2 separate regions of the Homo sapiens genome follow, and region 2 is linked to region 1. A link is a contact called in ENCODE Hi-C or POLR2A ChIA-PET data. All regions are on one chromosome and are shown on one strand. Each heading gives the region's core, a stretch centred on a gene start or an enhancer-like site at or near the end of the contact. The rest is flanking DNA. Distances are from core to core; before and after follow the strand shown.

Region 1 (2,993 bases), core at 237-2,736:
CTGCTGGCCCTGTGGGCCCTGTAATTAGAGAGATCTACTGGAGTTCAGCATCTCTATGACCTAGGAGAGTCCCTACAAAGAGTCTCAGGCTTCCCCTCTGTGGAGGAGTCCAGGGTGGGGGTGAGAGGCTCTGAGGGGCTGCACTCAGAACCTGGGTCTTTCATTTATTTGGCAAATCTTAAATGTCCCAAGTATTCACCAAGCCTTGTGCTGGTGCTGGGGGGACAGCAGAGAGCCTGACACTCCCAGGGGGCTCCTCATCAAAGGGGAGGCCTACAGTAAACAAATAATTACACAAATAAATATAGAAAATGAACTGTCACTTGGGGAGGCGTGGGTCTTGGAGTGGGGTTTTGAGGTGTGAATAGGAGTTCACAAAGCCTCAGAGGAAGGGGAAGGACTACGTTATTCATAAAAATCTCACTGGAAATGAAAAACACTTTGAGGGTTCCGCTGTCTGTTGTCAGACTACCCAAATACCATTGCCAGGAAATTCCAGCAGGCCCACACAGCAGAGCGGTCCAGGGCCAAATAACTTCAAAAAGTAAAATTAGAAAAGCCTCTCTGAAAAGTAGCTGTACACCTAAAGTCTATGTTTAATGTGGCCCATAGATGTGTTTTGTAGGTTTGCTCTGATGTGGATTGGGGTCCCCCAAGCAGTTGTACCAGTCACACCTCTGAGCTCCTAAAGCAGCTCTGGCAGCCAGGCAGGAAAACCATGGGCAGTTTCTTATAAAGTTAAACATTCACCTACGCTGAGACCCAGCAGTCCCACTCTCAGGTATTTACCCAAGAGCAAAGAAAGCATGTGCCCATCAAGATCTGTGCACAGATATTCATAGGAGCTCTGCTCCTAATAATCCCAAACTGGGAAACGTCCCAAATATCCATCAACAGTGAGAATGGATAAACAAATTGAGGTACCTCCATACAATGGGACACTGCTCCCCAATAAAACATTGCAAACCATTGCACACACCACGTCATGCACCGCTCTCGCACGTGTTGTGTTGTGTGAAACAAACCAGACAAGAAGGGACGCATCCCAAGTGACTGATTGGTTTATGTACAGTTTAAGAACAGGCAAATCTCACTGCTATTTATAGATGGCACAGCAGTGGTTACCTCTGCTAGTGGGGCCGGGGGTCGCTTGTGTACTGGGAAGGGGCTCCAGGGAACCTTCTGGAGGCTGAGGGTGCCCTTGATCCTGATTTGAGTGGTGACTATATAGGTATAAAAAATGATCAAGCTGGACACTTAAAGTCAACATAGTTTATGCACTTTCACGTGTAAACATTATTCCTTAAGAAAATAAAAACAGCACCAGTGGCTCCCCCCTTCCCTGCAGACTCCCCCGACACCACCACCTCCTTCTTCGCCTTGCATCGGTACGATAAGGCACTTGCTTGACGGGAAAGAGAAACTCAGCTGCCAGCTGGGGTTCATTTGCACTTTCCCCCGCCTGGTCTGCGGTCTGGCTGTGCAGCTAGCCGCTCTGACGGGGAGGAGGGGCCCAAAGCCACTGCCTGCCGCCTGGGCAGGGGAGAGGGGCACGTGAGGCTCATGGCAGAGGCACAGCCAGCTTCTTGCATGTGCCCTCCCCGGGGAATGTCTGCAGAGCCCAAGACTGCCACGCCGTGGGCACAGCCCTGGCAACAAACAGCCACTTACCCAGTCACCATGCTCTACTTCTCAGCTGCAGCCCCACGGCCTGGACTCGCTTGCCCAGGCCCCCCAGCCACAAATCCTGGGCCCCTCCCTGAAACCTCCAGACACAAACTCACTTCAGGCTGGGGCCTTGGTTTCCCCATCTGGAAAAGGGGTGAAAAGCCCCATCTTTCCAGTGTAGCAGTCGAGGCATTTGCAGCAGGTGTTTGTGCTCAGTGTATCGATGTAGGAGGCTCTCAAAAAGGATGTAGAAAACATGAATAGTTATGAGTCCTGTTTTAATAAAATTAGAATAAAAAATAAAAGCCAGGCAAGGTGTTGTGCGCCTATAATCCCAGCTACTCATGAGGCTGAGGCGGGAGGATCACTTGAGCCCAGTTCAAGCCCAGCCTGGGCAGCATGATGAAACCCAATCTCTACACAAAATACAAAACATAGCTGAGCGTACTCCCTAGCTACTAGGGAAGCTGAGGTGGGAAGATTGCTTGAGCCCATGAGTTTGAGGCTGCAGTAAGCTTTGATCACACAAGTGCACTCTAGCCTGGGTTACAAAAAATAAAATAGGCCAGGCACAGCGGCTCACAGCTATAATCCCAGCTCTTTGTGAGGCTGAGGTGGGAGGATCACTTAAGCTCAGGAGTTTGAGACCAGTCTGGGCAACACAGCAAGACCCCATCTCTACAAAAAAATTTTTAAAAAATTAGCTAGGCATGGTGGCGTGTGCCTGTAGTCCCAGATACTCAGGAGCTTGAGGTGGAAGGATCACTGGAGCCCAGGAGTTCAAGGCTGCAGTGAGCTATGATTGCACCATTGCACTCCAGCCTGGGTGACAGAAAGACCCTGTCTTTAAAAAACAAACAAACAAACAAAAAGAGTGAAAGATAAACAAATAATTAAATTTAAAAATAAATAGAACTAGAAGAGGAAGCCCAAACTATTTCTGAATGTGTTCATCTGAGAAGAGGGCAAAATGTAAAATACACACCAATTGTTTCACCATTATTTTCCCCCGAAGTTCGGATTAAAGAAAGGGAGGGGATTAGCGCTTCAACACACCTCCCTTTGTCCTGGGTGTCGTGCTTCAGCATGTGTGGATGGTAGCTTTGTGGTTAAAAAAAAAAAAGAAGAAGAAATGAGAGCAAAAAGTACTTTGAGAACTCTTTGTAGCTGTCACGTCCCCAGACCCTGTGGTGAGAACCTCCAGGGACACCTGTGAACATGCATGTTCCCAGGCCCAGCCTCAGGGGTCTGCACGTTTAAGAAATGGATGCACTTGTCTAATGATGAGGGCAATGGTGCCGGACACTGCCCACGTGTCTGCTCTC
Region 2 (2,993 bases), core at 320-2,819, 94 kb after region 1:
CGTGGCCTCAGCCCAAGACAGCATCTGTTGGGCGGCCTGGAGAGGGAGGGGACAGTGAGAGCTGGCTCAGTCATCCTCACCTGCCAACTACGCCCCATCCTTGCTCACTCACCAGCTCCAGGGCTCCTTTCATGGCCCCCAGGGCCGCCCTGATGGGCCTTGGACCCCCTTTGCCTGGCATCCCGGGCACCCAGGCCTGCAGCCGCCGCATGGCCTCCTCTGCTCGCTCCCGCCACACCTCCTCCAGGGGCCGCAGTGTCACCTCCAGGTAGGCATCCTTCAGTGTGGCCAGGGGCCCTGCAACAGGCAGCCACCACCCACCATGAGACCTCAGGGCAGGTCAGAGAACCAGCCCTGCCCAGACACGCCAGGCCTCGAGGAGATAGGGCCTGTTCCTGGGATTAAGATGTGGGGAGCTGGGGGAACTGGAACAGAGCAGTGGCACTGGAGATTGCAGGGGAGTTGTCACAGCAGGCCTGAGCCGTCTCTGCAAGGCCTGCTTATAAGGTTGTCTGGGAACTTGGATTGGGGGAGGGTTCCCACCAGTCCTAGAATTGATATGAGGCTCCCTGCATCTGAACTGTTTGTACAAACGTGGTTTATGCCGGACCCCTGCTTGCTTCCTAGGAGTCTGACAGTGTGGTCCGTGCCAAGCAGCACCTGCCAGTGTGGCAGCCCCCAATAAAAACCCTGGGTGCTGAGTCTCCCAGGAGCTGCTCTGGTGACAGCTGGGACAGCTAAATGCATCCTGTGTGAAAGCGCTGGGACTGGGAGAGTACCCTGGGCACTGGCCCTGGTTCTCCCTAGACTCCGCCCCAGCCCCCTTCCCTGTGCTGACACTCCTGCATCCCCTCACTATAATAAATCACAGCTGTGAATAGCGCTGGGCGGAGTCCTGGCGCATTCCTCCTGATTCACTGCCCTGGGGGTGGTCACAGGAACACTCTGGCACAGCAGGGAGGATCGGGAGGTAACATTCAACAGCCAGTCAGAGGGATGCCCACCCTGGCGCTGGGCAGGGCCTTGGGGGCTCTGTGCTGTGCTGGGCATTAGCCCTGGATGGCGGAGAGGCCAGAGGTTCCCAGTCCTGCCACGAGGCTGGTTGGGGCAGCAGGTGTGAGCCTTTAATGACCACCTGGCCACATTGAGCTCATCGTGGAACCAGAAAGAGATGCTGTGGCAGTGAGCTTCACAGAAACAAGGCTGTATACTCAAAAGAAAGCAGGCGGGAGACTGAAAAAACCTAGGCAGCAGGCATAAGGGAGATGAGCTTGGAGACTCTGTAAAAATGACACAGCAGACCCAGAAAAAACAAAGGCTGTAGATCTATAACAAATAAGGCAGGGGGCTAAACACAGCTGGGCTACAGGCCCATGGGAAGCGAGGCCACATTTCTGATTGAAACAGTGCCACAGGCCAATGTGAGCGCTTAGGGCCCCGGTGGAGAGGGGGGACATTGATTTCCGCACAGGATTGAGCCCTCCCCCTCCCACACTTACATTCCAGCTCCTCCCGCAGCTGCTCCAGCCCCACCTGCAGCCACTCCAGGTAAAGAGGCAGGTGCTGGGTCAGTGCCTGGCTCCGGGCCCACAAAGTGGCTACTGCCCAACCACTCGCCTGCATGGCCTCCCGCCCCGCCTGGGACAGCTGCAGAAGGAGGCCTGCCACGCCGTCCAGGGTGCCTGCCGGCTGCACCTGGACAGGGAAACCGAGGCAGAATCAGGGTGAGGTCCAGGGCAGAGAGAGCCCCAGACCCTCCTGCCTGGTGAGTGGGGGCTACAAGCCAGGTCAGAGGGGGACCTCTCCAACCTGAGCCCCCACCCTCCCCTGCTGTGATACCCACCAATTGCTGGAACCTTCTCACAGAGGCACCCAAGCCTTGAACCTTCTCTTCCAGCCGGGCTTGCACCTGGGAGCCAACTGCTGCAATCCTGGACTGTGAGGACAGAGGAAGAGGCTGGGGCCTCGCAGGAATGAAGTAGACACAAGGTTCTCGGTGCCAGCAGCAGGTGTGGGCCTCACAATGGGGTTGTCTGCCCTGGTTTCTGGGCACAGCTGGACCCCAAGGGCTCGGGGCTCCTGGCACGGGGGCCTCTGCCCAGTGGGAGAACGGTAACCCCTTCCCTGTGTCCCAGCCCAGGCCCTCTCACCTCCACATGGCCCAGCAGGCCCCCCTGGCAGCCGCGCGCGGCCAGCAGGAGACTCTGGTTGGCAGCCTGCAGGGTCAGGCGTCCCAGCGGCTGGGAGGGCTGCCTGCCATCCCGGAACAGGACCTCCGCCTCGGCTGTCCGCCCATGGGCACATGCCCGCAGCACCACACTCTCCTCTCTGCCCCCTGGAGCCAGAAAGGGACCTGCTGGTGCCCCCACCATGTCTCTGGCTGCCCACTCCCCCTCCACCGCTTTCCGTAGCTCCCCACTGCCCCAGGCCAAGCCTCAAGGCCCTAGGATTTGAGAACCTTGAGCTGCACCACCTAGAGCAACCACCTGAGCCACCTGAAGCCCCCTCTTCTGTCCCCTCCCCCGACACGGCAGTCAGTTAGGGATGCCATAAGGCTTCAGGGGGTTTCCTGAGGTTTTTTTTTGAGACACCAAGGCAGGAGTACAGTGGCTGGATCACAGCTCACTCCCAGCAGCTGAGACCACAGGAACACATCACCCCCTACCCCACCAGGTTTTTTCGTTTTTGTTTTTGTTTTACTTTTTGAGACAGAGTCTCGCTCTGTCGCCTAGGCTGGTGTGTGGTGACACGATCTCGGCTCACTGCAAGCTCCGCTTCCCGGGTTCACGCCATTCTCCTGCCTCAGCCTCCTGAGTAGCTGGGAACTACAGGCACCCGCTACTGTGCCCGGCTACTTTTTTCTATTTTTAGTAGAGATGGGGTTTCACCGTGTTAGCCAGGATGGTCTCGATCTCCTGACCTTGTGATCCACCCACCTCGGCCTCCCAAAGTGCTGGGATTACAGGTGTGAGCCACCACGCCTGGCCACCCCC

Evidence for each region. Hi-C counts contacts between places; a loop is a spot of excess contacts on that map. ChIA-PET counts read pairs that join two places held with the same protein, here RNA polymerase II (POLR2A). Pooled maps may share reads with other maps.
Region 2: POLR2A ChIA-PET joins it to region 1 with 25 read pairs in activated naive CD4-positive, alpha-beta T cell. The contact joins two enhancer-like sites. A Hi-C loop is called at or near these places in 2 of 168 maps with a recorded cell type or tissue (B cell and HepG2) and 8 of 50 pooled maps. POLR2A ChIA-PET finds 5 or more read pairs at or near these places in 7 of 52 experiments (GM12878, H1, HepG2 and 4 more).

The regions. Positions count from the first base shown.
Region 1 is chr16:11,296,250-11,299,242 of GRCh38, forward strand. All of the region lies in intron 1 of LOC105371082 (a long non-coding RNA gene), which reads left to right. Among named protein-coding and RNA genes, the nearest start is that of MIR548H2, 8.8 kb to the right of the region's middle. RefSeq lists enhancers at 1,234-1,413, 1,545-2,228, 2,682-2,731. Within about 2 kb of position 1,487, at least 19 of the 41 ENCODE cell types and tissues checked have a DNase peak (open chromatin) inside an H3K27ac peak, as active enhancers do.
Region 2 is chr16:11,390,167-11,393,159 of GRCh38, forward strand. It overlaps LOC400499 (putative uncharacterized protein LOC400499), which reads right to left. Exons shown (of 67, transcript NM_001370704.1): 56 at 2,151-2,335; 57 at 1,844-1,936; 58 at 1,500-1,695; 59 at 113-297; 60 at 1-36. It also overlaps a transcript of LOC105371082 not described here. Among named protein-coding and RNA genes, the nearest start is that of RMI2, 46 kb to the left of the region's middle. RefSeq lists an enhancer at 1-455. Within about 2 kb of position 1,570, at least 2 of the 41 ENCODE cell types and tissues checked have a DNase peak (open chromatin) inside an H3K27ac peak, as active enhancers do.